Regions from separate parts of the Mus musculus genome. Here all the other regions are linked to region 1. A link is a loop called in an ENCODE intact Hi-C map of the cell type or tissue named here. Cell type or tissue: heart. All regions are shown on one strand. Each heading gives the region's core, and the rest is flanking DNA. Links, peaks and the distances in the headings are about the cores only. Region 1 holds the start of Ranbp9 (RAN binding protein 9). Region 2 overlaps Ranbp9 (RAN binding protein 9). Region 3 holds the start of Tbc1d7 (TBC1 domain family, member 7). Region 4 holds the start of Nol7 (nucleolar protein 7). Region 5 overlaps Gm40929 (a long non-coding RNA gene).

What was found. A loop is a pair of places that touch in the nucleus more often than their neighbours do. Peaks named below come from ENCODE experiments on the same cell type or tissue, not always from the same donor. Only the 100,000 strongest peaks of a DNase experiment are listed, where the experiment ranks them.
Region 2: it touches region 1 in a loop (2.1-fold over the local background); 9 of 42 quality-filtered maps call a loop at or near these places.
Region 3: a loop joins it to region 1, with 3 times the contacts of the local background. A loop is called at or near these places in 7 of 42 quality-filtered maps.
Region 4: it touches region 1 in a loop (2.4-fold over the local background); 11 of 42 quality-filtered maps call a loop at or near these places.
Region 5: a loop joins it to region 1, with 3 times the contacts of the local background. A loop is called at or near these places in 7 of 42 quality-filtered maps.

Annotation. Positions count from the first base shown.
Region 1 is chr13:43,478,723-43,484,983 of GRCm38, forward strand. It overlaps Ranbp9 (RAN binding protein 9), which reads right to left and starts at 2,251. Exons shown (of 14, transcript NM_019930.2): 1 at 1,690-2,251. The coding sequence starts at 2,206. In heart, for the core only: a CTCF peak has its summit at 2,259; DNase peaks (open chromatin) are centred at 1,609 and 2,609; H3K4me3 peaks cover 2,768 bases; H3K27ac peaks cover 2,763 bases.
Region 2 is chr13:43,419,836-43,426,096 of GRCm38, forward strand. Ranbp9 (RAN binding protein 9) reads right to left here. Exons shown (of 14, transcript NM_019930.2): 6 at 5,195-5,379; 7 at 2,716-2,828; 8 at 1,376-1,484. It overlaps Gm26064 (a small nuclear RNA gene), which reads right to left and starts at 6,015; the gene lies at 5,907-6,015. In heart, for the core only: no CTCF peak of the experiment used is centred there; no DNase peak of the experiment used is centred there.
Region 3 is chr13:43,170,453-43,176,713 of GRCm38, forward strand. It overlaps Tbc1d7 (TBC1 domain family, member 7), which reads right to left and starts at 1,049. Exons shown (of 8, transcript NM_001252639.1): 1 at 857-1,049. It overlaps Gm40929 (a long non-coding RNA gene), which reads left to right and starts at 1,370. Exons shown (of 4, transcript XR_873309.3): 1 at 1,370-1,390; 2 at 3,132-3,239; 3 at 4,175-4,326. In heart, for the core only: CTCF peaks have their summits at 2,073 and 2,992 (motif pointing right); DNase peaks (open chromatin) are centred at 1,059 and 3,009; H3K4me3 peaks cover 1,170 bases; H3K27ac peaks cover 1,041 bases.
Region 4 is chr13:43,395,162-43,401,422 of GRCm38, forward strand. Nol7 (nucleolar protein 7) reads left to right here and starts at 3,215. Exons shown (of 8, transcript NM_023554.2): 1 at 3,215-3,497; 2 at 3,574-3,634; 3 at 4,350-4,408; 4 at 5,432-5,460; 5 at 5,692-5,773; 6 at 6,136-6,257. The coding sequence starts at 3,244. It overlaps Sirt5 (sirtuin 5), which reads left to right. Exons shown (of 9, transcript NM_178848.3): 9 at 1-42. In heart, for the core only: a CTCF peak has its summit at 3,180 (motif pointing right); DNase peaks (open chromatin) are centred at 3,240 and 3,330; H3K4me3 peaks cover 1,873 bases; H3K27ac peaks cover 901 bases.
Region 5 is chr13:43,179,527-43,185,787 of GRCm38, forward strand. All of the region lies in intron 3 of Gm40929 (a long non-coding RNA gene), which reads left to right. Among named protein-coding and RNA genes, the nearest start is that of Gm40929, 11 kb to the left of the region's middle. In heart, for the core only: a CTCF peak has its summit at 3,559 (motif pointing right); a DNase peak (open chromatin) is centred at 3,542; H3K4me3 peaks cover 1,141 bases; H3K27ac peaks cover 2,704 bases; H3K27me3 peaks cover 902 bases.

The DNA of each region.
Region 1 (6,261 bases), core at 744-4,743:
AACATTGGAACCCCAAGCACACAAGCATGCATTTGGCTCTGGCCCAGATGATTCATTTTACATAAAAGAAGTAAACACGACTAAGCAAGGTGTATCACAAGGCTAAGTAAGCCATAATCACGAGTTTTAAGCGAAAATTCCTTACCGAGTACCCAGCTGGACTCCCACATCACTCAGAAGAGGCTGAGGCCCTCTCTTGTGACATACCTAGTATCACCAGTGACTGCTAGAACTCAGGAAAGCTAGGATTCTTTGTTCACTAATCTCCCCTACACACACAGTCTCTGCCTTTACAAGCTTTTTATTTACTATAAACTACAAATTTAAAATAATAAAGTTTTGTCAAATCTAACAAAAGCATTCTGGCTGCCAAAACAGAAGTAAACACTTCATAACATAGCACTCACTGTTCACACAAATTTAAAAACAAAATTAAGTAACAATCTACAAGGAAAGCAACAAAATGTCCTAACTGAAAGGAAGAAGAAAAAAAAAACTTCAGTATTTTGAAATTTTCAGCCACTTACACCAAGGAACATAACGTTCAAAATAATAAGTACTTCTTTGGATCTATGGCAAGAATAAAAAGGAATGTTCAACAAGGCCCATCTTTGTGTAGATTCTTTACAGCCAAAGCATTCAGCAGATTTCTGTTGCCATAAGCGTTTCTAATTAAATAGTAGCCGATTTGTCAAGAGTCTTCGCAAACCCTGTTCTGAATTCTTTCAGAATCTTACAGCAAGGTTGTTTATATCCTCACTAGGAGCCAAAGACCCTTCCTTTAGAGCCAATCAAAATGAGCCTGCTTAGAATGTAAAATCCTCTGCTTTAGATTTAGGGCCTAAAACACCGACTGTGTTCAAACTGATACCACTGCATTTTTTTCTTTGCCCCTTCCACACAGCTAAACTTGACGTATGCCATTAATCTGAGCTACATTTCAAAAACCCCTTACTGGCATTTATAATCTTCTATACAACCAGTTTGCTTAAAGCTTTGTTTTAACCTAGGAAAAAGTGGGGATGGGAGAAAGCAGCAGCCTAAGGTGGTTAACTTTGTTAACTGCAGGTGCAAAATATAAGCCAGTTTTGGTTTTTTTTTTTTTGTTTTTTGTTTTTGAAAATGCTAATCGGTATGTTTTAAAACCCTTGTTTTCAACAAAACTTCATGTAACACCAACCCGGAAACACGGGGCATTTCCAATCCGGAGGGGGGGGGGGTCTGCTCCCCGAAGAAAACAGGGAATCCTGAGGTTCCTCTCCCAGTTGCTTTCAGTAAGGTGCAATGATGGCCAACTTGGGCCCCTTGTCCTTTTGTCCCCCTAGACAATCTCTGGCCTAATTTGGGACAAATCCTCCACTGATCACGCCTCCCTCCCCCTCCTGTGGATCTCTGTTCTCCCTTAATTAGAAACTGTACCTCGGAATCGTGCCTCTCACCCCTGCTGCGTAAGAGGAGATGGCCTGACCCTCCACCTGGAGAACAATGTAACCCAACTCCGGCCCATAGATTTATCTCCAGGAAATCAGAAGGTGCGATGTGTCTGGTCATCCCGGATTCCCTCAAAGCGTCCAGCTCCGGGCCTAGGGATCCCAGCTCCTTCCCACCTGGGACCCCACTCTCACCTTCCCTCGCCCAGAGCCTCGCCCCGCACCGTCCGATCTCTCCGCCGGACCCCGCGCCCCGTACCTTTGTAGTGCACCCGCAGGTTGTTCTGCGAGAGGCCGATGTAGCTGAACTTGTCCTTCGGGCTCCAGGACCGGGGCAGCGGCGTCTCCTGCTCATCCACAGCCGGGTAGAGGCGCTTCAGCCGCCTCTGCAGCTCCTTCTCCTGCTCGTTGAGGGCCGAGTCGCCGTGCGGGAAAGGGGCAGCGGCGCTGCTGCCCGCCGCCAGGCCCGGGACCGGGACGCCTGCGGCCGGGCCGGGGCCCACCGCCAGGCCGGGCGGCGCGGTGGCGGGGGCGGCCGCCGAGGCGGGGGGCGGCGGCGCGGCGGTGGCCGGGGGAGGCGGCGGCGGCGGCGGCGGGTGGAGCAGCAGGGCGGCCGCTGCGGCCCCCAAGCCTCCACCGGGCGAGCCGGCCGGGGAGGAGCCGGCGCTGGCGGCCGCGGCCGCGGGCAGGGCGACTCCGGAGCCCGGGGCCCCGGCGGCGGGCGGCGGCGGCGGCGGCTGCTGTTGCGGCGGCGGTGGCGGCGGCTGCCCGGACATCCCGGCCGCGACTCAGCCTGCGGCACCTCCACTCGTCCCTGCTTCCTCCTGCGCTTCCCGGGGGCGCTGTCGCTGCGGCCGCCGGCACCAGGCGCCCAGAGTCCGCCCGCCCCGGAAGCAGGCGGCGGGCCGCGCGGCCCGGCGGAGCGCGGCGGTTGAGGAGACCGACCGCGGGCGGGCGCGAGGGAGCGTTGGCCAGGCGCTGGCGGGCACGCGACCGGGAGCGATGCGGTGGGACAGCGAGGGGAGCGGGCGGAAGGGCGCGCGGCCCTGGGCGACGCGGTGAAGCGGGGAAGAGAGACTGCGAGGAGGTGCGAGCGGCCGCGGCGGCCGCTGCTCTCGCGGCTGTTTCCCGGCGGGCGAGCGAGCGGGCGGGCGGCGCGAGACGCTGCGCGCGGGCGGCGCCAGGCGAGGAGGCGGGCCGCGGCGCGAGGGGCGGGCCTGGTGCGCGCGCGGACGGCCTTCTCCGCGGCCTGGGGCTCGCCGGCGCGGGCGAGGACGCGGGCGCGGGTTCGGCCGCGGGCCTCCGGTGGCTGCGGGATCCTAGCTGCGCCGACCGGCGGCCTCGTCGCGTCTCGACGGGCCGTCCCCCTCAGCCGCCGGGAGGCCGCAGCGCGCCCAGGCGAGAGCAATCGAGCCCTGCTGCGCCGCCGGGAGCTGAGCCCGGGGTTTCTAACGCCTTACCGCCTAGCTAGCGGGTCAATAAAGGGCCCTTGGAAACCATTTCTGAAGGCGAAGTCTCCCGCTTCATGAGTGACCCTCTCGTTAATTAATTAATTTATGAGGAGTCCGAGTGAACTTAATGGGGGAGAAACAGCCACGTTAGGAATACCAATCAAGACGGGCAGATCGTCAAAGGGCAGGAATGCGAACTGTGTGAGCGTTTAGGAAGGGCTTCTGGAGACAGACGTCAAAACATTTTATAAGCTCATTAATTCTCATCATAGGCCTCTTTGTTAGGTAGCAGAGAATTATGCCCATTTTTTTTTAAACATGGAAATATTTACTGAGGTCAGCAGAGTTTTAAAAAAGGAGACTTCCTACTTTGCAATTCTCAGTAGAGTGCTTGGTCAACCCGTGTGGCACAATTTGCCAAGTGTTGCTCTCTGACCCCCACATAGCATTACTAGTCTGTTTTCGGCACTTCCCTTTGTTTAACCTACCCTTTCCTTAGCCCGGCAAAAATCAGGCTTCACTCCCATAATCTACATGGTACAGATTCCGATGCTGTGTTAGCTTCCGGAGATGATATGCTGGCTCTGATTGGACCGTATAAGCATGGAATGGTTGGTTAATAGAGAACTAGTTATTTTGTTTTTGAAGCGAATGGGTCAATGGTGACTTAATCGAAGACTCCCATGGACATAGCGCCTAGCCAGTTGTAGCAGTCCTTCTGCCTAATTTCCATCTTAAATTACCCACACTAGACACTCCATTGTTCATTAGTAATAAAATGCCCCATAACTCTAACCTCGGCTCTACATTTTTTTTAACAAATCACAGCATGTTTACATGACGCCACTGAATTTAAAAAACACTAAAACTTTCGTTTATACTAAAATAAAAGGAGTTCAATGGAAGCCATGTTCTACATATTGGTAGCCAAGATGGACCCCACGGGCTCCAAGCCTCATCAAACAACCTTGACATTCATTAAGATTTTACACATGGACTGGTGAGACGGCTCAGCAGTTAAGAGCACCGATTGCTCTTCCAGAGGTCCTGAGTTCAATTCCCAGCAACCACATGGTGACTCACAACCATCTGTACTGGGGTCTGATGGCCCCTCTGGTGTGTCTGAAGACAACTACAGTGTACTTATATAAATAATAAATAAATAAATATTAAGAAAAAAAGATTTTAGTCATGAAATTTTTCTGTCAGGGCACTTAGAACTTTTTACATACCCTAGGCACTGTTAAGGGAATGGAACCTTCTGAAACCTTGTCAAAATCTTTTTCTTGGAGAAACTGGTTGTCCTCCAGTCGGTGTCAACAGATTAATGAACTGTAAGGGAACATTGTAAAACGGCACTTTCCCACATCAGCAGAAGCAGAGAACCTTTGGGGATATCAGTGTGGTAGATAAGATAACCGTACCTTTTGACTTCTCCGTTCAAAAAATTAAAAACCAGACTCCGGAGATGGCTCGGTTGGTAAAGTGTTTGCTGTACAACCTTGAAAACCGGAGTTCAAGTCCCGATTAAAAAGTGGGGTGCGGTGGCCCACACTTGTAATCCCAGTGGAGAGACAGAGACAAGAGCGTCCCTGGGGGGGCTGGATGACAAGCAAATCTAGCTTACTGGGTAAGTTCCAGAACAGTAAGAGATCCTGTTTCAAAACCTAAAGTGGATAGCTCCTGAAGAAAAACACCTGAAGCCGACTCTGGCCTCTCTATATTTGGGAGCACACACACATATGCACACGCATACCCTTACTTATTAATAAGCAGAGAGTGAAAAGTAAAAGCCGAGCAACAAAAGGGAAGTGCGGAAATATTCATGGTAAGGGAATGCATGGAAGTAACTGAAATGCCCAACATGAAGAGACTAGTTGAAGAAATTATCCATATACCTCATAATGGGATTACGGTTACAGAAGCACACGCTGCCTATCTGTGCAATTTTTCTTGTTTTTCCTCTAAAAGCCTCCCTTTCTGGCAGTGGAATTGCCAAAAGAGAGCCAAGCAATTAGATAAAGGCACCATTCCCCACCCCTCTCAAGCTAGTCGGTGGATCTCAGGCCCAATTTCAGACACACTCCCTAGAGGCCGCTTGCATGGGCACACACTGAAACAAAGATTTTATGGCCTTTTTAAAATGTGGTTTAACTGACACGGAAAAATGACTATGATGTACTAAATGAAAAGAGGCTCTCCAATAATTATAGCACTGTCCAAATCATTACCTAAAGACATGAAAGGATGTCATAAAAATGTTTCAATGATAGACAATTAAAATGTATAATTAAAAGTAAATTATTACAAAATATTATAATTGTACATAGACAATGTGTAAAAATCCATTAGCCATGAACTTGTTCGCTCTTCCTGGGCCTAGAATTTTCCATCTTTATCGTATATTACAATATTTCTGTTCGTCCACATCTGCTGATTTTCTCAGTGACAATAAGAGCCGAATCTGGCTGTCCTCAGCAGACACAGACCCTAATGGACATTATTGGATGGTTCTCAGAATTGACTAGAAATCTGGACAACCAGAAAAACAAAGGTCAAAAACATTAGGCCCAGGCCCTGAATGGAACAGAAATCAGCCCCGAGTGTCACCTTTACGTCAGCCCCTCCAATTTCTGACTTCTGATCTCCACACCATTCATCCATATTTCACAGTTGGAAAGCAGGCATCCCGTGCCTATGACAGATTAAACCAAGTGTTATAGGGATGCCAACTGATGGATGCTTTTGGCTCAGGATAGCCCTGCAGTGCCTGGAGTCCTCAGAGCTCATCTTCCAGACAGTATCCACTGAGTATCTGACATCTCATCTTCTGACTATGTCCTGACATGGAGTGGTCAAGAGCATACTATCCTAGTGGGAAAGGGACCCTTGACACAGAAGGTCCTCAACACCGGAAAAGAGGTTCAGACACTGGCCAGCGTCATATATGTCCATGATAATATCCTTCTAGGTACTGAAAATTGTCACAAAGGATATGTTAAGATTTATATATGGGTTTAGGGTTTGTATTAGTTATCAGTTGCTACATAGCAAACACCCCCAAACCTAGTGACTTAAAATTTGTTATTAATCACATCTATGGAGCAAGTTTCTTCGGTCTTAGTTACTATTATACTGCCATGAAGAAACACTACGACCAAGGCAACTTATATAAGAACAGTTAATTGGAGGCTGGCTCACTGTTTTACAGGAAACATGACAGCAAACAGTTAAGCATTGTGCTGGAAAAGTAATTGAGAGCTCACAACTTGATCTGAAAGTTGCAGGCAGAGAGAGCGACAGAGACACAAAGAAAGACAGAGAGACTGGGTCTGGTATGAGCTGTTGAAACTTCGAAGCCCAACCTCAGAGATACACCT
Region 2 (6,261 bases), core at 1,012-5,011, 59 kb before region 1:
CTTGGTATCATATCAAGTGAGTTAAGTAAGCAAGATTTGGCACGCATGCACCTGTACAGCCTTCTCTCTCCCACACAGCCCTTCCTGACCCAGCCCAGGCTGCACATCAAGCTCTCAGCCACAATGGACCTCAGTTGACTTTGTACTGCTTACAAGACTGAAATCCTAAGCTGAGTTTGACTTTGTACTGCTTACAAGACTGAAATCCTAAGCTGAGTAGCATCCCAACCCCCGTTTTGTTTTTTTATAGAGGGTCTTACTTTGCAGCCCTGGCTGGCCTTAAACTTGTTATATGCAGACCAGACCGGCCTTGAAATTTCTGAGATTCACCTGCCTCTGTGTTATGAATGGTGGGTTGATTAAAGGCATTCTTTTTAAGTAACAAAGATTTTTTTTTTTAAATGTCAAATTAGAAACCTAAAATGCAGAAAATACGTGTTGATGATGACGTGGAAAGATTGGAACCCTTCTACTCTGCAGGAAGGAAACCAGAGTGCAGCAAAGAACCAGTACATGGGGTTCTCAAAATGCTGAGCACAGCAATGAACCAGCAATTCTACTTTTAGGTAAATAAAGAATTGAAAGCCAGGCCTCAAGCAGATGCCTGTATGCCTTTTTCCACAGTAGAATTATTTAGTCTTCTAAAGTCAACTGAGGTCCATTTTGGTTGAGAGCTTGGTATAGCAGAGACAGACAGAAGCAACTCCATCAACAGACAGAAGACTAAACAACATGCACTGCTTACACACGATGGGATCATCTTCAGCCTTCAAAATTAAGGAAAATTCTGACACATGCTACAGTACAGATGAAACTTATAAGGAGCGTACACTCAGTGACTAAGCCAGTCACAAAATCAATAGTCTCTGAGGACTCTGGGCAAGTGAACAAGGGAGAAGCAGCTAGTGTTTAAAGGGCAGTCTAAGACAGAAAAGTCCCAGCAATACACAGAAACGCAAGTGCACCTAAATGTGTAATAATGGGTAAAAGAGCAAACTGTGTTCATACTTTACTATCACTTTTCAATATATCCAAAGAGCTACTCAAGCTATCTTTCAAAGAGCTGGCATTACTGCTTTCTAAGGAGACATTCACAGTGTAAAGATGGAATGATAAAAGCCAATCCAAGTACCATGTGCACAGAGACCCTAACACAAAGCACCTTCTCTAGTCACACACGCTAAGCATCTGCTCTGCTACTCGGGACATGCTTAGCTCCACATGTTCTTTAAAATGTCATTTAAATGTGCTATATTATCTAATTATATGTAAATAACTGAAGCAAGGGAGACCAAAAATCAAAACCGGAAGTTATGAAGATAATTTTAATTACTTCAGATGTACAGCATATAAAATAACATTTACTAAAACTTACTTTAATGTGAAAAGGAGATTGGGATTTCTTTCAAGTAAACTTGGGTATAACTGTTGTGTTGTTTCAATGGCTTCTCCCATTCGTCCTGCTAACACCAACTTCTGAATTCCTATTCAGAAATAAAAGCAAAAATATTAAACTCTACAAAAGCAGAGACAACCTTAAATCGCTCCAGAAAATAAGTAACAGTGAAAACCTCTAAACAATTATTGTCAAACTCTCTTTGTCTACTAGCTTTAAGTTTAGATTAGAAAATCCAAGAAAAAAATTAGAAAAGTTACTTCAGTAACTACTTTAAAATATCATAAATAAAAATATGTAAATATTATAGGGAAAACATGCATTGTACAGTATTATATTTTCAAACAGTAAGATTTAGAAGACTACACTTAAGAGAAGACATAAACTCTTACTGGCTCTTCAGACTCAGGCCTGGAGCCGCAGCCCTTGCCTAGGCTGGAGCTTCAGTAGACTAAAACCCTGAGTTAGTCACCTCCCCTGCTGAAGGAGGGCACTAGGGCAGGGGGAGGGAGCAGCATGCGGGGAGCACAGCACCAGCGCCTGGCTCACCCTAGCCGCCTGGCTCACCCTAGCCGTCGCACCTAGGACAAGATCCGTCCGCCCAGCCTACTGATTCTGTTTGCCTGTCCGATTTCCCACCCTGCCCATCAGGTGGGATCTACACTCACGGGCTGCAGTACTGACTTTGGAATGTCTGACTTACATCGGCTGTCAGTCTGCCTTGCCCTGATGAAAACAGTACCAGCCACAAGGCCCTAAGCAGTAACATACTTATGATCAACACTGCCTTAAATTTAGGCAGCAAATTAGAAGATATTTAAATTTCTTTCAAAGAAAAAACTTATTTCATATACTATCTCCACTACCTCATCAAGACTACCAAACCAACAAAAGGAAACTTTGCATCTCTGAAAGCTTAAGGCGGCTTTCCTGCCCCATCCTCCACCTGCTGGGTGCTGACACCTCCATCCCAACCCACAGGAAAGTCGGGTGATTTTTTAATGGAAACACAATAAAGCCATTTACTTTTAAAGTTCTAAGCTGCATTTCTACATTTAAAACTCCAGTGTGAACTTTTAAAACAAAACTGTCCTGAGTGTGGCATGAGGGTGAGCAGCTCGAGGTCAAGCCTGGGCTACAAAACCCTGCCACAAACAAAAACAAACACCTCAGAGAGTCAGTGCAGACAGATTTGGAGGCATCCACTTTAAAACAATATATTGGGGAAATTTTTAATAAAAATTAAGTTTTCTAAAAGTCAAAGCAACCAAATGTATGATTTAAAAACAAGTATTTGCTGTGTACCACAGTATTCTTACTTTGTCTATTCTTAATGGAAGCTAATTCTTCTAGAACAGTCTGGTCTGTAGATCTGGCAAAGGCCTCTGCTGTGGCACAGTACCCATGGTGGACTAAATAAGATGAAACCATTCTTAAAACAAAAAGAAGAAACACATCTTTTAGTCAGGAGAATACATGCTTCAGACTACAATTTTTGTTAACAAAGTACAACTTGGTATTACAAAAATCAATCTATTTCCTTGAAGCCTGGCTCTTCAATCTTCAATTTTAAAATAACTTGAGAGTAACATTTTGCTCTAGTTATGAATAGTCCAAAACATAATTTAAGATAAGACGAAAGACATTAAAATCGTCTTTTTTACATTTAATCCTTGGGTCCTATTACCCTGGTTCTTTATCCATGTTCCCATTATTCAATCCTACTAACCAAAATGTCTGTCTCACCTTAATTACAGACATCCCAAAAAGAGGTTAGTTCAGAATAAAACACCTAGCTTTGAGATAACTGATTAGTACTTGGTGTTCCGCAGTTCCAACAGCATTCTGTGTTCATCCTGCAGATGAGATGAGATCTCACAAGTGTGAGGAGAGACTCTAATGTTAGCCCAGAGAGAGAACTGCTCAGAACAGAGTCCACAAGAAACAATTAAACAATGTGGAATCAGTCTTGCATCAATTTGATCGTTTTGGACAGAAAATTCATTGTGCAAGATTTAAAGACAGTGATACATTTCTAAGACAACAAACTTCCTTTTAAAATATAGTTAGCAAAACTGGTAATCCAATATATTAATAAAAAACTTGTTACCTCCAATCACTATCTTCCCTAAACAATACACAAAAAGGTTTTCTTAATATTTAAATCATCCCCCAAGAGCTCCCAGGAACTAAGCCATCAACAAACATGGTGCCAGCTGCATATGTAGCAGAGGATGGCCTTGTCATGCAACAATGGGAGGTGGGGGTGGGTGGATGGAGGAACGTCCTCATAGAAGCAGGGGGAGGGAGGATGGGATAGGGAGTTTGGGGGGGCAGATAAGGGGATAACATTTGTAATGTAAATAAAATACCCAACAAAAAGAATAAAAGAAAAAAATTTAAATCAAAGAACCTTTAAAGCAATTATAAATATACTTTCACAACCATGGCATACTGATGATATATTTGAAGATGTTGGCTATTTTACTGGCCTAGATTATACAATCAGAATGGTTTAATTTAATGGTATTTAACTTTTGTATATATGCAGTCTACATCAGTCTTTAACAACTGTCACTTAATGCTAGTGCTATCTAGGCACTGTCTCTAGACTTTTGACAGACATATAGTCTAGAAAAGTCGAGTGTCACAGGAATTCAATTTTGTTGCTGCTCCTTACAAAATTCTATGAAATAAAGCATATAAAGCCACTACAAAGCTCTTCCTCCTAACAGATTTTAACACTTACTTTCTTCTCTGCTGCTGGCCATCCTCCATTATTATTAATGAATTCAAAGTATATATGCTGCACTTGGGCTAACTCCACAGTCATTGCTCCTTGGTCTTCATTTCCTTTACCTTATCCTAAGTGTCTAATGGTAACTTATATAAGAAATAGCATTAAAAATAGTTACTAAGGCTTTTTTATTTCTAAGATTACAGTTACTTACTTGTTTATTGTGAGTATGCATACACACACAATAGCACACATGTGGAGGTCAGAGGACCTGTAAGGGCTTGTTTCTCCTTCTAGTATGTGGGTCCCAGGAACAGAACTTGGGAGGAAAAGCTTGGCAGCAAGCCATCTTTCTGCCATCTTGGTGGAATAGCTTCCCTACCCAAGTTTTTAAATTTTAATTTAAATTTTGAAGTCTTTTGAGTAGAGACCTATGGGTAGATTCCTGGAATGAAATGCTAAATACAAAGTAAAGAAGGGGTTCGCTCCAATCATTAGAGCCACCCTGCTAACACTCTTACAGAGACGAGCAACCCACACTCCTCAGCGCTGGACCATCCCGTGTGCCCACTCTGGCTGTACCCTCATACTTGTCTGCATTGAGAGGAAGCATCAAACAACCATTCTTTTTCCTCCATATGTACCTGAACTACTGCTGACGATGATCACAGAACCCACAATAACATACGATCTAGGTCACCCTCTAAACTTATCTCTTTTTTGTCAACATTTTTAGAAGTTTGACTGCATAACCTACAGACTTCACTGAGTCATCTTAGTAAGGGTAAAAAAACTGAATTACGCTACTTTTATGGTCAAGTGTCTCTTTACTACCTCCATCCAGTTAAATCAGACAGACACAATTCTGAGGGTGCTTAAACCAATGCTATTTTACTCCAATTGGTGGATTACCTTTTGAGATTAAAATATAATCACTAGTACACACAAATGATTAGGATTTAAACTAGACTTCTGGAGATACATCTTTGAAGACAAAAAGAATAGTTTGCCTATAAACGTTCAGTGTTTGAATCTGTACATTTAAAATTCCTTGCTCTTACTTTTGGATCATGGTCTGCCATTCTCCTTCTCGATCCCCGATAGGAAAGCGGTCTATCTGGGCCTGTATTTTGGTTCTCCATTCTCGCATGTAGTCTTCTATATCAAACACAAAAGGATGTTGCCCAAAGTTGGCATCAACCACTTCTCCTGGTGTCTGAAGCCCCACAGTAGGATACAAATTTGGCTGTAAGACAACATATTTCCTTAAGTATCTAGTTATTGTACACTAAGGACTTCATTGCCTTTGCATTGCAAGTATAGAAGCATAAATTATATAATGAGTATTTTAAAACCTCAATCTAAATATGAGCAGAGGACAACTAAAACAAAATACATTATATGCTGGATGAAAAAGTGTTCTTTCCTTCACTGTAACCATCAAAAAAATATAAACTAAGATACCCACATGGGTGACTCTGGGGCCCTGCCACACAACCCATGTGGCCTTGCATTTCTAATGCATGGAAATTTAACCCATGTCTTCAGAATATCATATAACAGTTATTAAGCTTTAAAATTAACTCAGCCTTTATATAAACTACATATCTAAAAAATGTATATTATAGCTGGTTCACAGAAAGTACCATTTAAAAATCACTACAATCATTACCAGACTATTTGTAAGGCCTGCCTTTACAAAGACAGTTATAAAAACTTGCTTTAAGCAAGACACAGTGTGGCTATAAGGATTCACCACCACCCCCCGCCCCTGAAAGCATGGAACACTTCACAAATTTGCAGGTCCTCCTTGCACAGGAGCCATGCTAATCTTCTCTGTATCGTTCCAATTTTAGTGTTTATGTGCTGCTAAAGTGAGCACACTTTGGGGACTTTCAATGCAAAACTAAAACCTCAAAAGTATAATTTCAAAGGAAGAGACAAATCTGAATATTCAAACTGAAATGCATTCAAATATACCCTAAGTTATTAAAGTGAAAAAAAAACCTCATCAAATATAAAAAGAAGTTATCTTCAAATACACACAGACAAAATGCCAGATCCCTTCTTTTTGCTGTTACTGACTGTTGCATTTAAAGAGATCATGTCCTAGTACTCTCTAAATGCC
Region 3 (6,261 bases), core at 970-4,969, 310 kb before region 1:
AGGAGACATCCAAAATATTAACAAGTTATTCAGTTAGTAAAATTCTAGGTGACCTTAATTTCCTTTTTTGTTTGTTTGTTTGTTTTGGTTTGGTTTTTGTTTTGTTTTGCTTAGCTGTCCTCTCGAAAATAGGCATTTGGAGAAATTAGAAGGGGGTGGAGGGAAGCCCTAAGTCCTGCCCTTATTTTTCTTCCTATAAACACAATTCTACCAAGTTTTGTATTATCAAAATACAAAACTCCAACAGAGAAAAAGCATTAAAGTATAACCAGAAGACGGCTAAAAATCTGGCAAGAGCACTCAAATCATCTCAGAGAATACATAATTCTTTCAGAACAGTCTTTGTGATATTAATGGTAAACCAAAAGAAAAGATCAAACTAGGTTTAGTGACTAGGCACTAAAGATGCAAACATTCTTCCAAAGAATAAAGTCCTCAGCTACTAAAAGCCCCCGAGACGTCCCCAGATAACCAGGGGAGTTTGGACTTCTTGTTGGGAGTTAGATATCTGAACAGCTTCTGTTATGGGGAAGATTGCAATTCATTTTTGAAAAAAGCTATTTAGAATTTAGAATTGCCTTTAAAGAGTTCCACGGCCTCTTCATAGCTGTTAAAAAAAAAAAACCCAAAGATTAAAATGCAATCTGTAGTTTGAGGGCTCTTTTGGTTTTTGTATTTTTAAGCATTCGCTGCCCCTGTCGTCTATCGACAGCATTCCTGGGACTGCACTGTGATGGCACAGGAGTCGCCCTGAAAGATGCGCTGTCAAATCTTGCCCAGGTGACTCCACCTGCGGGAAAGGTGCCCACAACCCAGTGAAGCCCCAGGCCCCGCTCTCCCGGTATGCACGCTTCACCTCGAGTAGAGCAAACACACCCGGCTCAGACTCAGAGATCCGGGAGGCGGCGGAGAACCGGCCCGGCAACGCTGTGCTACCGGCAGGCAGACGGAACCATAAGCGTCAGGGCCGAGCGAGCGAGGGGAGCGATGCCATGAGACACCCGGCCCGGCCCTCTCCGCCTCTAACTCCCGCCGCCGGACGTGACGTCGCCCCGGATGCGCGTGCGCAGAGGACATCTGCTGGGAGTCCCACCCACACGTGGATGTTAACCGGGTGAAGCTGAAGCCCTGAGAGGTGGTAGCGGCCGAGTCTGTGCGCCCTTGAGTATCCACGTCTGTCCCTCTCACCTCGATCCCGAAACCCTGGTGATCGTCTCCCCTTCGTTCAGAGTGCTTGCTTAGGGCACTCTTCTGCCCCGTGGAAACCGGGATCCCTCAGGCGGTGTTTCTTCCACCTCGCCCGGTGGAAAATCGGAAACGAGCCTTTGCTAATCGATTGGGCTGCACTTCTTCTTCCAAACGTTCCAAGTGACCATGAGAAAGCAAATCAGTTAAGTCCTCAGCTATTAAAAACTGAGTGATGGGCAGGAGAGATAGCTCGACAATTAAGAGCACTTACGGCTTTTGTACAGAACCCGGGTTCAAATCCCAGCACTCACGTGGTGATTCACAACCATCAATAACTCCAGTTGCAGGAATTCCAAACTACCCCTTCTGATTTCTGCCAGTACGGGGCACGCGCATGGTGCTCATGCACGCAGACAAAACCTTTATACACAAATATTTAAAACTTAAAAACAAAAACTTATTGGTCCCCCAATGATCAAGGAGGGATAAGCAAAACCATTTGTTCATCGTTTACTGTGCAAAGGGGCAGTTGCTGCCATTTGCCTTTTGGCAGCTACTCAGACCTAGAATGCCAAGCGCGCAGTCAGTTAAGGCTGCTTGCTTGGGGAAGCTGCGAGCCGCTGGACAGAACTGGGGCATCCTGTGTGATTTGTCACGGAGAGCATGTTCTTTGTCCATCCCCAGGTGGCACTGAGTTGGAAGCAAGGACTGAATTAGGGAACTATTAGGAAGATATAGCTGTCTGGGACGGACTACTGATTCGTTTTTTGGATTGTTAGTGCCAATCTGGCTCACTCACATTGTAAGCCCTTCCTCCCGAGGTCTCTTCAAGTATTTTTATCACAGTAACAAGCCAAGGAGGTAACACGGCCGCAGTGAGGCGCTGTCCCCATGAGTGTTGGGAAATTACTGCAGAGAAAGCAGTACCTGGGCCGGAGAGTTAGGGATTTTTAAGGCTGTGAGTGAGTGCAGCTAGTGGTGAAGTCACATGCTGAGCTGGCTAATCTTACCTCAACCTGACACAAGCTAGAGTGACTGAAAGGAGGAAGCCTCAAATGAGAAGACACCTCCATGAGACCCAGCTTTTTCTTAATTAGTGATTGATGGAGGGTCCAGCCTATTGTGGTGGCCCCGGGTTCTGTAAGAAAGCAGGCTGAGCAAGTCATGGGGAGCAAGGCAGTAAGCAGCATCCCTCCATGGCCTCCGCACCAGCTCCTACCTCTGGGTTCCTACCCTATTTGAGTTCCTGTCCTGACTTCCTCCAGTGATGAACAGGTCTGTTGAAGTGTAAGCCTCATAAACCCTTTCCTCCCCAACTTGCTTTTTGGTCAGGCTGTTTCATCACCGCAATAGAAACCCTCAGATAGCATACAAAAGGGCCTGGGTCCACGCCAATTGCCACTTTTTAAAGTACTCACTAAATCATAATGGCAGGAAATGACAACCTGGACATGTGTGTATGAAATGGAAGTCATAGCATATTTGAGACTCCACTCCAGTCTGGGCATGTCATGGGGCACAAACAAAAGGAGAAAGTAAAACGGTTTGAGAATTGACTGTTAACATTCAGTTGTGGGAAGGCTGGGCTCTATGTGGTTGCATTTGCAAGCAGCACCCAGAAGCTGCTGCGGGTTGTATGTCCATGTCAAAGTGAAGGGCGGAGGTGTGAAGGTGCCTCGAAAATGAATTCTAGGATGCTTAATCAAATCTTAAGCAGAATGCACGTCAGGGATCCCCACCACAAACGTGGCATTTTACCAGCCCGGCAGCCCCAGGAACCCAGTACCCTGTAATTCTCAATAGAAACAGCAGAGGGCAGCAACAGCAGTGAGTTCAGATAGGCGGCACATTGTCCTGTAAAGGGGAAAACCAAACTGCCAAGGCAGGCTGGGGATTTTGTCTCCACCAACCCAGTAGGCCACAGGTCCGTCCTCACCTTGCAGGTAGAAGTTCCTGAACAAAGCATAAAAGGACCTCTGTTCACCAAGCAGAAAGGACACAGAATGTCCCCGAGAGGCTCATGTGTGTGGATGTTTACCCCACAGTTGGAGGTATGGTCTAGGGGAGGTTTCAGACCTGGAAAGGTGGAGCCTTTTGTGCAGAGGGGATTTTTGAGATTGGAGGTAGGGTAGAGATGGGTGTTTGATCTTCAACTGGAAACTGTAAGATACGGTTCGTGTTGATTAGCTGAAATACATTCTGAGGAATGATGCCTCAATAGACATTTTGAAGTTGGGAAAATATAGAGCATACTAAACAAAATAAGATAATTAAGATGTAACTGGGCCACATAATCTGTTTTTCTAAGCACCTTAACTCTGTAGACCAGGCTGGCCTCAAACTTGTGGTCTTTCTATCTCAGCCTTCCTCCAAGTGCCAGGATTATGAGCATGCGCCACCACACATATAATCTTACGGAACCATTGTCCTGTGTGCTCTCCTCGTGGACCTAGCAGGTAGTGCAAGGCTGTACTTACTGCTGATGACCCAGTTCAGTGGTATTTAAAGAATGGGCCGTGAACCAGTCTGTGGGGCAAGGATGGCCTTTTAGAGTAGGCATGGAGGTCTTTTATAGCAGTTTGACAATTATTTTATGTCTATTGACATATAGTAACCAAAATTGGGAGTTTATGTTTTGTGTGTCTATTATTTCAGTTTTCTAGTAGGTGATGGATCATCATTGGTCTCAGGATCAGACAAAAAGCCCTGTTGTTGAGAGTGTATAGAGAAGTAAAAATTCATAGGAGATACATACATGCATATATACATACATATCTTTATATATGCTTTCATGAAAAAAAATAAACCCATAACAATTGGTTGTTTGAGCACAGTGTTGGCCTACACCTTTAATCTCAGCACTTGGTAGGCAGAGGCAGGCAGATCTCTGAGTTTGAGGCCAGCCTGGTCTACAGAGCAAGTTCCAAGACAGTCAAGGCTATGCAGAAAAACCTTGTCTCAAAAAACAAATGACACTGGCTTTCAGTTCTAGAATCCAAGACCTGGTGCATGCTAGTCAAGCGCTCTACCACGGAGACCACCTGCAGCCCAGCACAGTCTCATGAACAGGGAAGAGCTGCTTAGTTGACTCTCGGGATCATCAAAATTAAAATGCAATCAGAGATCAGCACTCAGAAGGTAAGCAACAGAGTCGTCACAGGTTAAGGGCAGCCTACGTCACATAGGGAGTTCACGAAAGACTGGTTTGGTTTCTTATAGATGTTATTTAGGGATGTGGAATGGAAATTTAGAAATATTGCATTTATAAAGAGGACATGAGCTGAATTTTTTTCAAGGAAGACACAAATCAGAGGGGGAAAGATACAGTGCTCTTGATTTTCTTGGCGGGAAATCAGCTGGAAAGTAAGCAGCCATTGTGGTTTTCAAGCGAGCCTAAGTATCCAGCCACATAAAACCCTTCACCTGGAGATGTTCCTCGGTCCCAACTCTTCCCCCTCTCTGCTGCTCATCTGTATGCAATGCCATTTCCTTAACACAAGACTCTACAGTAAAAAGCCAAGGGTGTTGGAGAGATCAGTGTGTTCAACCATCTTGACCATCTATAGGGGTTTATCAGGTCCCCCGCCGATAACATGACCCGATGGGAAGAGTAGGTTCGGCTAGAAGGGGGCTGCAAATATCCATTCCCTCTTCAACAAAATGAGTCTGTGTTATGTGTCAAGTAGCAGACGGGATGCACACTCTTACCCTGGGGAGCTTACAGCATGCTGACGGAAACCCCAGTTGCTATGGTTTGGATGCCCTCAGAAAATTCATTTTCAAGATTCATCACTTCTCTGAGGGTGGGGATTGATCAAGTATATTTTTCAGGTGGAGCCTTTGGGGAAAATTAGGGTTGAATGAGGCTGTAAAGGCGGGGGTGGAGGTGGGGACACTGATCTAATGGGACGGTGGCTTTATAAAAGAGAAGTCTCAAGCAAGAACACTCAATCCTTTTCACCACATGAGGCCCCAAAGCACCTCAGAGCCCTGCAGCAAGGAGCCCCCGGCAACAAGGAAGTCCCCCCCCCCCCCCCGCCCCACCTCCCCAGCCATCATCCAGGTTTGACCTTGCAAGGCTTCAGAACCTTGAGTTTATCAGCCTTTCCTTGTGGATTTCTCCCTCCATGGTGGTCAGCTACCCCCGCAGGAAATGGACTAACACCAAATGTAACAGGTGGTACTGTCAGGTCAGAGGAGACTTCCTGGTCCCCGGGGTCCCAGGAAATGAAGGAGTTAATTTACTGCTGTGTACATGAGGAGTGTGTTTTAAGGGCACTGTGAAACCACTGAGGGGAAATGTCATGAGGTGGCCTGCTGGTCTAGACACTCGGGTGCTGCACATGGGTCTTGGGGTGGTAAACACGTATCCCTGGATGGTGTCTTGACATTCCGATTTGGTTCCCCTGTAGGCCTATTAAGCCCAACTAAGGGTCATTTGCTCTAGAGAGATTACATTTTGACTTCCACCTCTCTGTGATTGAGCTCAAACTCAATTTTAAATTTAAGTTCAAGTCAGGTTTAGCTGTCTCCGAATCATTGGTTGTCATTTTCACGATATGAAACTGTCTCTGACAGCGGGGCACAGACAGCGAGGCTTCTCAAGCTGCTAGTTAGGTAAAGCACTTTTCATTTGACTTCCCTGTAAAACAGGTGATGGGGAACTGTATGGCACGTTGGTCTGTCATGGGGATTGAAGAGAAGAAGCCCACGAAGCTCTTATGGTTATTTCCATAGCTAAAGCACGACAGCTACTGTTGTGGTCATAAAAAGATAAAGAAATATAAGAAAATGTTCTAAGGGGCTGTAGTAAAGTGTGGGGGAAGAGGGTGCCTCAGTGGGCCCATGCCAAGGCATCCCTCCCCCAAGGGACCAGGACACATGGTATAGTACAGAGTAGAGTTTATTAAGGGCATGGGGAAGGGAGCTCAGAGGGTAGTAGAGGCAGAGAAAGGCAGAGAGAGGGAGAGAGTAGAGAAGTAGAGGCCGGCCATGACCATGTGGGGTGGGGGAGGGAACAAGGGGGAAAGAGAGGCAAGAGAGAGGGGAGGGGGCAAGCAGCCCCTTTTATAG
Region 4 (6,261 bases), core at 1,433-5,432, 83 kb before region 1:
AAACAGAAAAAGAGAATTAAAACCCTGAAAGTTAAACCCTCATACTTATTTTTTTGTACTTTTTTTTTGTAGAAATGCAACTACTTTTATAACTGGTAACTTACTGTATAAGGATGTTCCTCCAAGAGCTGCCCTGGCTTGGGGCTTCGTTTCTTTTCAGTGCTTACTTCCCTTGGATGTCTTACCTTAAAGAATACTGAATAACTTGCAGCAAGAAGTCACGCAAAGCAAGAAGAGGAATGTCCGAGTAGAGACATCAGAATGAGGACAGGAACACTGCAAATCCACGTTGAAGCAGATGTGCTGCCTCTAAGGAAAGGAAGTGATGGATGACCGTTGCTTCACGTCATAAGTGAAGGAGAGATAGTCTTTGCCGGAGCTACAGGTCCTTGAGAGGATGGCCTTTTTAACCTTGCAATAAAGTAGCAAGAACGCTGCTCTGTCTTTAAGCTCTACCTGCTGATGCAGCCGGGGCCTGAATGAGAGGGATGAGAGGCCCAGAAGGAAGCTGTGGCCACTAACATAGTAAATGCCCTCCTTTGGATCCAGTCAGTTCTCCAGGTAACTATGGACCTGGTCCGCCTCCCCTCAGCCCCTTCAGAAATCCATTTGCTTTAATATCTTGGGTTTCTGTCCCTAGTTACGTGGCTATGACCAAAGTACCCGAGAAAACTTAAAAGAATGAAAGAAAGGTCCATCATGTCTCGGCTCACAGTTCAGAGGAAGGCATCTCAGCAAGGAAGACCTGGGGGAGGGAATGGCTTGGTCTGCGGCTGCGCAGGAAGCAGAGCCAGGGACTTCCAGTACTCCATTCGCTTTCCCGGTTCCCTAAGACTACAGTCCGCTCCTCCCATTCAGGGTATTTCTTCCTCAGCGAATCCTCTCTGGGAACCAGCAGGCACATGGAAAAGGTGTGCCTCACTGTTGCGTTAGGTGTTTGCCGAACCCGGCATAGCCGGGTACTGGAAAGCTGAAGACAGCAAGTTGGAAACGAAGAGGTGACAGACATCGGAACAAATGCCAGAAAGGCATGCAGAAAAGCTGGGGTCGGGTGGGTTGCGTCACTTGGATGGAGGCCACGTCCTATGCAACTCGGGGACTCAGCAAGTTTATTATGGGTAGCAGAAGGAATAGGGGTTCAGAAGTCTCTATGGGAAGACTGGAGGGGAGCCATTTCAGGTTGTAGTCGCCCACGAGGAAGGAGCTGCCCTTGCTAGTTTTTGCACACACTGCCAACATTGGCACAGGAAGCCTTTGCCATTTCCCTGAACCTGACCCAGGGAAAGCTTTGCCACTGGGGCATCAGGGTCCTTGACACTGACGTGGCTGGACCCATGTCAACAATACTCATTTACTCAGGACTTCGTGGCTCCCCACAGGTGTTTGTTAGTCCAACCATGTTGACATTTAAAATGATCTACCGCAGGCAACAAGGGAGAGTTGCGTGTACCATAGGTGACAGTCATTTGTAACAAATCCTAAAAGTCCTTTGCGTGAAGGAGATAGATTATCTGACCAATTGGGAGTCTGGAGAAGTAGCCAGGCAGCATGAGGGTCACACTGGAGGTGGTAAGCTGAAGCTAGGGAGCTAGTTATAATTTCAGTGATACCTTTCCAAGGTGTGTGTCTGTGTGTCTGTCTGTATGCAATGGCTATGCGTACTGCAGGGGCCAAAGCCCTTGGAGCCCCTGGAACTAGTCATAAGTGGTTATGTAGCGGGCGGTGGTGGCGCACGCCTTTAATCCCAGCACTCTGGAGGCAGAGACAGGAGGATTTCTGAGTTCAAGGCCAGCCTGGTCTACAAAGTGAGTTCCAGGACTGCTAGGGCTACACAGAGAAACCCTGTCTCGAAAAACAAAACAAAACAAAACAACAAAAAAAAGTGGTTGTGTGCTGCTTGACATAGGTACTAGAAACTGAACTAAGGTTCTCTGGAAGAGCAAGCAGTAAGTTGAAGTTCTCTTAACTGCCGAGCCGTCTCTCCTGCCCTCTGTGACACTTTAATGCGGCATCTACACGTATGGACCATCACATGCTTTTGGTAGGTTGTCACCGGGCTTCAGTTTAACCTCTCTCAATGCTAGTTACTGTAGGGGTCTGCTGATGCAAACATTTGTTTTCTTGCAATAGGTTTCACTTTAGTTCAGGCTGGCCCAGACTTTAAGATGTTCTTGCTTCGGCTTCCCGAGTGCTGGGATTTCAGGCGTGCACTACTCTGCCGGACTCAGAGAATGTTTTTCATTTGTATTTTCTATCTGACCGAGCCCAGACGTTTCAGAGCCACCCTCCCCATCCTTCTCTGCCTACGATGTCTCTAGCAGTTCTTGTTTTGTTTTGTTTCTGAGACAGGGTTTCTCTGTGTAGCCTTGGCTTTCCTGGAACTCACTCCATAGACCAGGCTGGCCTAGACTCACAAGAGTTCCTCCTGCCTCTGCCCCGCACCACTAGGATGAAAGGCATGCACCACCACCTACAGGCCTTGTTTTGATCTTTTTATCCACACTTATTTGTTCTTTTTAAATTGGAAACTGCTTCTAAACAAGAGGGGGGGGGGGATAAGGTTTAGAAGTAGGAAGTATATATGTTAACTAACCATTTGTCGAACATATAGTGTGACATTAGAAATCAATGACTTTAGAATGGTAGAAGCAACAGCCAGGTGACTTGAGTATTTAGAGAATAGTGTAACTAAACATGCCATGGTCTCTGGGTGGGACGTTGAAAGTCAACCGTTCTGCGTAGGGGAACACATATCAGAGAGGACAGCTCATCCAAGTGCACGGATAGATTAGGGAATGAAGAATCATTTCCTACTGTATAGCTGGTAAAAGACATCACGTGGGCCATGTATTCCCAAAAAATATATGGGCAGAGGATTGCAAGGGTTGGAGGGGGTGGGGGTGGTGATGGGGGTGGGTCGTACACAATACATACAGGGATGCATCTCACAAGCAACGATGGTCATTTATTTCGTTATTTATTATACCCTTGCCTCTGTTCCATAGATCTAAGCAACCTGGGGGAGAAAAAAAAAAAAAAAAAAAAAAAAAGGCGGCGACACCTAGCAGCACGAAACCACGCCCTCTTACCCCCCCCCCCCGTCTCAGCCATGAAAAGCCCCGCCCTCCCGCGCACGCGCCTCAGCACGTTTCGCGGCCTCCGAACCAGCAGAGGGCGTAGAGAGCGCGCACCGCGCACGGCTGCTTCCGGGTCAAGGGTCAGACAGCCGCCTTTCCGTTTGCCATGGTGCAGCTCCGGCCCCGCTTGTCGCGTATTCCCGCGCCGGCTGAGGCGATGGTGGACGAGGACCAGGCGGCCTCGGAGGAGGAGGAGGCGGAGCACGGCCTGCTGCTCGCGCAGCCTAGCAGTGGCGCGGCCGCCGAGCCCCTGGACGAGGAGGAGGACGCGGACGACGAAGCCCCGGAGGAGCTGACTTTCGCCAGCGCCCAGGCGGAAGCCCGGGAGGAGGAGCTGCGCGTGCGCGCGAGTGCTCGCAGGTGCAGCGCCCGGGAATGTTGGCGCCTCGGGACTCCCCAGGCTCGGCCGGCGCTGACCCGACTCCTTTCCTTCCAGGGATAAAACGCTGTTGAAGGAGAAGAGGAAACGGCGCGAGGAGCTGTTCATCGAACAGAAGGTTGGACGCGGGACTTGTCGCTTATGTAAACTCGGCCGGGGCTAGAGTTCCCTTGCTAAAAGCTCCTTAAAGGATAGGGTACTGGAGAGGTGCAAGGGCCATTGGCGTTTCTTGGAGTCTGCCGTAATTCAAAGTAGGCGTGGAAGCACTGACACTCATCTATCCCTGACAGTAGGTCTTACAGGCTTCCAGAGGTGGTGAGGTTTGCTTGAGTTTTTAAAATTCTAGGCTGGAGCTAATGATTTCTTTTTTCGCACCCCAGAGATCTGATTTCGAGTGGCCATACCTAAATACCTTTCAGTTAGTAGCCGGGATACTTGAACGTTGAGCTACTTTGGGTAAAATGACAGGGAATGTATTGGGCTTTCTTTTCTTTTCTTTTTTTTTTTTTTTTTTTTTTTTTTCTTCCGAGACAGGGTTTCTCTGTATAGCCCTGGCTGTCCTGGAACTCACTTTGTAGACCAGGCTGGCCTCGAACTCAGAAATCCGCCTGCCTCTGCCTCCTGAGTGCTGGGATTAAAGGCGTGCGCCACCATGTCCGGCCTGTATTGGGCTTTCTAAATCCAGTCTTAATGTTGTCGGTTTAGAGGCAGCAGGGACGTATTCACAGATTGGCCCGAATTCAGGACTGTTCGAAATGAGTAACGTTAGAAGTTATCTCCAGGCATACCTGTACCTCACTTTAACTTGTCATCAAATGTCTTTATCCCCAAAGAAAAGAAAGCTGCTTCCAGATGCTGTATTAGAGCAGCTAACTACAGCTTCAGAGGCCGAGTAAGTATTGCAGTTTCTACGTGCATAAAGTCTGTAGACCCTAAGAAATTCTCCCCAAACTTAAAAGCTACACAGTGCTTTTGGAGTTCCTCAACTTTGTCTAGCAAGATAGATGGTAAGTAAGTGACTGAGAACATTTAGTGTTGCAGCAGGAACTTAAACCCAGACTTTCCTTTAGCTTGCTCTACCTGCCGCCACCCCTTTCTCTGTTCCTCATTTCGTTTAGCAGCCGTGTTGCCAGTGCTTCAAACCCAAAGCTTGAGTTTACGCCCTGCTGAATTCACTCCTTGGTACATTCTTTTTGTTTTTCTAGACAGGGTTTCAGTAGCCCTGACTGTCATGTAACTCTTGCTCTGTAGACCAGGCTGACCTCAAACACAGATTTGCCTGCCTCTGCCTCTTGGTGCTGGGATTAAAGGTGTGCACCACCACACCTGACCTTAGAACATTCTAACTTCTCAAGTCTTTTTTCTTTTAAATCAGAATAGTAGTTCCAAATTGTTGGTTACTTTCCATAATTATTCAGATCTTTAATCCATGAGGTATATAAGCAGATGTTTGTGCTTTTAGGTGAGGTCCTTCTCTTTCCTACCCGAGGTCAAGTGTGGACCCTTTCTTCTCGCTCCCTCCTCCATAACTTCCCATCTGTACAGGCCTCTGTGCTTTCTCTTCCAGGCAGTTTAGTCACTCCGTAGGTACCTGGAACTCATCCTTGGTCTCCAGGGTCCAAACTGTTGTCTAAATCTAGTTTCTCAATACTGTGAGACTAGCACCAGCCTTTACTTGATCTTTGGAATGCTAAGTTAACAGTTCTGAGTTTCTATTAACAGTGCTCAAATTTAAGTTCTGAGGACACTCCATACTAGTCAAATGACTGGGAGTTGTGGCAGCGCTGTGTGGCTCAGTGAGGAAAGATTAAGGGCAGGGGTCATGAAATCGAGAGAGGATCTTGGATACTTGTTTTGAGTACTCTCTATTGCCTGCCAGTCCCATCTTTCGTTTTTTTTTTTTTTCCTCCCGCAGCATAAAGAAATCACCAGAAAACGTAAAAGGTATGACTTGTCCTTGGTTAAGTAACTTCATGTAATGGTAAAGTGCACTTGCAGAAATTTTTGGTTATTTGTGGTCCTTAGGCCTGGCCAAAGTTGGCTTAAGCCTGTTTTCCACTATTTTCTTCAAAATAAAACCTGTACTCACATGATAGGTGGTCACCAAAGTGAGTAACTTCCATTAGGTGTTAATTTATATAAATACTACTTACAAAGTGGATCTTATTTTTTCAGTTAATTTGAAAAAGAAAAGTGAACAGCATGCAAAAGGAAGAAACTCCAAGAAAGTTAAAGTACAGAAAGTGCAGTCTGTCGGGTAATGAGTTTTGTTCCGTTTTCCCCGTGGGATGCAGTTTCCATGTAGTTGATAGTATTGGTTTACTTGTAGAAAAGTATCAGTTTTGATAGTAACAAAGTGAGATCATGTAGGCGTTAGGAGTCATAAAGTACAGTCCCTGCCTTGTTTCTGTGAGGCCCTGAGTTTGACACCACCCTAACCCCATCCACCTTAAGGACGGAAAAAGTTGGGTTAAGGATGTTGGCCAAGTGGTACAGTACGTACGTAGTGTATGGGAGCCACCTTGGGTTGACTGTCCCCAGCACCATACACTACAGAGTTATGCAGGAGAACAAGCATGTACCCTCTAATTTACGTTGACCTTTTGTATTAATCACCAGTCAGATTGAAAGCTACATGGCTGTAAGGCTTAAAGATGAAGATCTGAGAGATTCAAGGCAAGAGGCAGCCAAACACTTCATCCACAGTTGTTTATATGGTTCAGATTCCAAAAGGACTACTGGTAA
Region 5 (6,261 bases), core at 1,367-5,366, 300 kb before region 1:
TTCCTGAATTTATCAGTCTTTATCCACCGCTGGCCAACTCTCTACCATTCCAGTCCCCCATAATAATTATAAGACAATGTCCCTGTCCAAATTACTGCGAGGTGTCTGTCTCCTGGTTAGATCCGGACTGATGTGGGAGATTCAGGAAGCATGTAGACAATTGAGGGCTGCCAGCAGAAAAAAGCCTCTTTAGGACCATATGGTCACCATGGAAGTGGGCCCAGAGACCCCAGTGTTAAAAGATCAAGGAGAAATGGGAAAGTTGGCACAAAAGTCAAGAAAGGAGTCACAGCAAGGTAGCACAGAAAGAAAGATGTTCCTGGAGGTCACGATTAATACATTTAACATGGTGGGAGTGACCATTGGTGTCAAATACAGCTTGATGGCATCAGGGTTGTTAGACTCTGTGAAGAGTTCATTCCGATGCCCCGCAGTGGTGGTGCACGCCTTTAATCCCAGCACTTGGAAGGCTGAGGCAGGCGGATTTCTGAGTTCAAGGCCAGCCTGGTCTACAGAGAGAGTTCCAGGACAGCCAGGGCTACACAGAGAAACCCGAAAAAAAAAAAAAACAAAAAACAAAACAAACAAAAACAAGAATTCATTCTGGATAGTCCTTAAGCTCCTGTCTCTGGGCATTAGAGCCGTCAGAGTGTGGCTGGAGCCTAGTGAGTGAGATCCTCTGGAGGTGATTCTAAGTTGCAGCCTCTCTCTAGGATGAGGATTCTTAATCAGGATCAGGTTAGAAGGCAAACAGTCTTCATGAGAGACAGATGGGGTAAAGATTCTCTTGGAGCTGAGCAGGGAACAAGCGCGCATACCCTGGACACACCTGGAGGCCTCCTGAGGCCCCACCCACTATCTCAGCCGCTCTTTGTTGAAGCAGGGAGGGATCGAGGGCTTTGCCTCTCTGGCCTCTGGAGCCACAGGGACAACTGTCAGCCTAAAGGTAAACTCAAATTACACTTGACTGGGTCCCTGTAGACCTTTGGTGCCACAAGGCACACTTGGGTGTGGAGGAGGAAGAGAGGGTATTTTTGGTTAAGCATCTGAGCCGAATGTTTGCGGAACACACGGCTCATGTTGGTAGAGTGTGCTGCATCCTAATTGCTAGAGGCCGGACCTTGTGGCTGACCTGTTACCCGGGACGGAAAAGCCAGAACCGAGCATGGATTGTTAGGTTTGCTTTCGTTTGGTTTCAAGATAAGGCCTTTCTGTGTAGGACTAGCTGCCCTGGAACTCACTCCATAGACCATGCTGGCCTCAAACTCAGAGCTCCACCTGCCTCAGCCTCCAGAACGCTAAGATTAAAGACATGCGGCACCACTGCCAGGCTCCAGAAATTTGTTTTTTAATGAGGCAATTTTGTGGTGGTGGTGGTGGTGGTAGTGGCGGCTCCTGAGCGTGGATTATATGTGTTTGCACCACTGAAAGTAAAAGGTTCTGGTCGGGGGTTGGGGGGGGGGTATAGGGGACTTTTGGGATAGTGTTTAAAATGTGAATGAAGAAAATATCCAAAAAAGAAAAAAGAAAGAGAGAGAGAGAGAGAGAGAGAGAGAGAGAGAGAGAGAAAGGAAGGAAGAAAGGAAGAAAGAAAGGAAGAAAGAAAGGAAGAAAGAAAGAAAGAAAGAAAGAAAGAAAAAGGTTCTTTATGTACAAGTACAGATCAGTCATCGATTGTGGGTGTGGCTGCGCAGGGTGGGTGTGGCTGCGCAGGGAGGGTGTGGCTACGCAGGCTGGGGGTGAGAAGTACAACGGGAAGCTAGAAGTCAGAGGACAATGCACAGGAGTCAGTTCTCTTCCACCATGTGGATCCTGGGGAATCAAACTCAGGCCCTGAAGCATGGCAGCATGCGCCTGCACCCTCTGACCCATCTTATGGAAAACAGTTCTGAGACAGCTGTAAATGGTCTGCGGATCAGCTGCTTGGCAGGTGGCAACTGGAACAAGACCTTTCTCTCCAAGACACAGCAGGAGGCTCAGAGCAGTTTCTACCTCTGCAGAGCTTGGGTCGGATGTTGTCTCTTACCTGGCAGGGCAGATGCTGGGGCTGCAGACGCAGGATGGAGTCGGATAGCAACCTAATCTCAAAGCATAGGGAACAGCAAAAGGGAACGGTGGGCCATGGGGTGGCCCACAGTCTCTGATTGTCACAGCCAGGTCTCACCATACTGCCTTCCATTTCTCCAAGATGGACTTTGCTTAGGCCAGGAACTGCCAAGTGGCCCAGAGGAAGGATGCATGGATAGGCAAGTTAGAGAAGGACTAGAGGTGTTGCTCAGTCCATAGAGTGTCTGCCTGGTATGCACAAAGCTCTAGGTTCAGTTCCCAGCACCACACAAACGAAGTGTGCTGGCCTGTGCCTGTAATCCCAGCAACTTGGGAGGTAGAGGCAGGAGGATTGGAAGGTTAAGGTCATCTTTTGTTACATAGTGAATTTGAGGCTAGCCTGTGCTGTATGAGACTTTTGGGAGGGAGGGCAAGGAAAAGAAAAGAAACTCTAATGGGGATGATGGAATATATAGCTCATGAATATGTGGACAGGTAACGCTGGTATAAGCTGAGATTGTCCACAGAAGTGGCTGTTAGTATAGATGCTAAAACACAGGAAAGAGAACATTAAGTCTAAATGGCTCAGAGCCACTTGACAACAAACCTCAAAATACTTCCCTGAAATGCTGAGATGCTGGGTGTGTGGAGACATAGCCAACACTCCAGGAATGGAAACAATGGAGGGGATTGCAGATTGCGAGTCATCTCACCAGCAGTACCCTACTGACCCTGTGCAGCCTCAGTGGCTTCTCGACAGACAGGTAGAAATCTGGTGTTGCCATGCCTTGTCCAGGTCACTAAAGCCCTCTTGGCAAATGTGTGACTCCGTGGCCTGTGTAACCTGGGTAGTACCTGCAGCGCTTCGCTCTGGATCTGGGCTGAGAAAACCTGCCTGGGAGTGGATTTCAGTGCTGTGTTGTAAAGCAGCCTTCTCTTCCCTCCATCCTGACCTGCTCCCGAGTCTGTGGGTCAGTGGAGCGCCACTGAACTGCACAGAGCTGTGAGCAATGCATCACAGGGGATTTAACTTATCTGAACACATCACTTGTGAAAGGGCTTTTTGTAAACCCTTTATCTGGGTCAAGGATGCTGAATCACTGTTAAAGAAAGCACAAGGAGGCTCTTCACAGATAGGGGAACAAGACTCGGCTGCTGCAGACTCCGGCGTCTGTGACCAGGCTTGAATGGCTCCACAAGCCCTGGCCTCATTCTGCAGCTTTCAGTGTGGGGGATGAAAGGCAATTCGGAGCTGGAAAGAGTCCTGTCCTGGAGTCGCTAGCTGTCAGTGCTAATGAGCTGTCTGCAGACCTCTGCCAGGCTCAGAGGGAGCCTTTCATGTACTCCACCTGTGTTAGCAGCCGCCATATAAGGAGGATTTGTTGCCCTAAAGAATTACAAATGCCCCTTTTGCTTTGAGACTCTCCAGGGTAAGAGGGGTTCATAAAGGTGGCAGAAGAGACAAAATGAGACTATCCATTCCCAAGAGTTAGGCTGGCTTCCCTGGCCAAGGCCAGAAGGTGGCGCTGTGGTTCAACTACTTGAGACGCTTTCACGTTTGTGTTTCAGTGCCGTAAAACATGCATAACGGACGTTTTAATTATTTTTAAGTTTATTGTTCAGTGTCATTTACTAATTCATATAACTGTGCAGCCACGGCTCAAATATCTCTAGAACTTTATGAAGTTGTGTGTGAGTCTGTTGGTTGCTTGTTTGAGACAGGGTTTCCCTGTATAGCCCGGGCTGTCCGGGAACTCAACTCACAGGCTGTCTCCCACTCCTCCCATAAAACAGTGTTGGCAAATCTGCTGCTCCTCCAGCGCCAGCAGCAGTGCCTTTCTTGGCTATGCTGTTAGGTTATAGGTAAAACTGAATTTTCCTTCCCCTCCTCCCCCATCCCTTTCTCCCGCTCTGGTCCATAGGTTTATTTGCTTCACATGACAAACGGTTGTGAACCACCATGCGGTTGCTAGGATTTAAACTCATGAGCTCCGGAAGAGCAATCAGTTCTTTTAACCACTGAGCCATCTCACCAGTCCATAAAGCTGAATTTTCAACATGCGTCCAAGCCTGCAGATGGTTCCACTTAAGATTGCCATGGGAGAGCAGTATTTTATTGTTGTTTTTATCTTGTGTGTGTGAGTGTTTTGCCTGCACATATGTCTAAGCACCACAAGAGAGCTCTATCCTCAGGGGACAGAAGAGGACAAAAGATCCCATGGGACTAGAATTTCAGACAATTAAGAGCCTGTGGTGGTTTGAATAAGAACAGCTCTTGTAGGCTCATCTATTTGAATGCTTAGTCACCAGGAAATGGCACTGTTTGGAAGGATAAGAAGGTGTGGCTTTGTTAGAGGAAGTGTGTCACTGGGAGAGGGCTTGGATGTTTCAAAAGCCCAAGCCAGGCCCAATGGCTTCCTGCTGTCTGCAGATCTTGAAGTCAAACTCTCAGCTATCCTGTTTGCCTGTGTGCCACCATGCTCCCCACGTGAAGATAATGGACTAAACCTCTAAAACTGTAAGCAAGCCCCACTTAAATGCTTTCTTTTCATAAGAGTTATGGGGTCATGGGGTCTTTTCACAGCAATAGAACACAAGAGACATAAGACAGAGCCATATTGTGGGTACTGGGAATTGAACTCTAAGTCCTCTGGAAGAGCAGTCAGTGCTCTTAACTGCTGAGCCATCTCTCCAGCCCCAGTATTTTTATTTTTAATGAATACATAATTGTACAAGTATGTAAAGATAAAGCCACAATCTCAGATAGTTAATATTTCGTTGTATTTGGAACTTTAAAAATACTGTTTTGAAATACTCAAATTACATGCACGTGCACACACACACACACACACACACACAAACACAGTGCCATTTGACATCAGAGGTTACCCGCTTATCCATCCACTCTACCCATGAACCATCTCTGTCTCTGCCCCACTCCTCCTTCGGTGCCTGGCTTGTTTCATGTAATGCCTTCTAGTTCTACCCACTTTGCCTTAAATGATAGAATCCGGATCTTTTTATGGCTGAAGGATACTGTTATGCGTGAATGCTACACAGTATCTTTATCCGTAGAACCCAACCGTGATGCATTCCTAGCTTCATCCTGTCTCATCTATTGCCAGTACTGCTTCCATGGGTTTAAGTGGAGCTGTTTCTTCTACATCCTCAGTGAACGAGTCTCCCCAGGGACTGCTCACCTCTATAAGCTTGCCACCTCAGGCATTTGTCACAACTGTAGAAAGCCAGGGCACTGATTTCGTCGCCTTAGATATCTGCACAGAGGCACTTCTGCTCTGCTTTCCTACAGAGCCCACAGTGTCCGTTCTCTGTGGTCCTGTACTAGTTTACACGACCACGTTGTAAAGCCTTCACCTCACCCGTGATCATCCTAAGTGGAGAGAGATAACTTAGGGTGGGTTTTTTGTTGTCCTGGATATGATCAGTACATAGCATTTTGTCAGATACCTACCTGTTGGCCTTTTAAAATATTGTCTGTTAGCATTTTGTCTAAGTTCTGCCCCACAGTTACCTGGCAACAGTCAGGCCCAGGCGTGCCTGACTCACTATAAAAGGGCTGCTTGCCCCCTCTGCTCTCTCTTGCTCTTGCCTTCTTGATCCTGCTCTGTCCTCTGACCCCTCCCCCCACTCTCCTCGTGCTCATGGCCGGCCTTTACTCCTCTATTCCTCCCCCCTACCCCCACTCCAGCCCCCTTCTCTGTCTCTACTACCCTCTTGACTCCCCTCCCCATGCCCTGCATAAACTCTATACTATACAGTCCTTGTGGCTGGTCCCTCCGGGGGAAGGGATGTCTCTGCATGCGCCAAAACATATCCCCTGTCTCCTTTTCTTCTTATAAACACATCATCTGTTGACAAATGTCCATTCAGGTCATTGGTCCATTTTTAAAATCAAATTGCTCGGCTCTTTTGTTTTTGCTGTTTTTCTGGGATTAAAGGCGTGTACCACCACCGCTCAGCTTGAGTCGGTTTTCTAACAAGGTGCACATCTATTTCCTTCTGTGTGTGGGTAGCTCGTTTCCCCAGCACAGTTAATTGAAGAGATTTCCCCTCCTCTAATGTATGCTCCTTCAGACTGGCACAAAACTGGGCTGAAAACATGTGGAGCTGTTTCTACCCTGACCCTTTGGCTGAAGTGTGACTTGTAGTTTGTTTTGAAGAGGGACACTGTAATGCCTCCACGTCTCTTCCCTT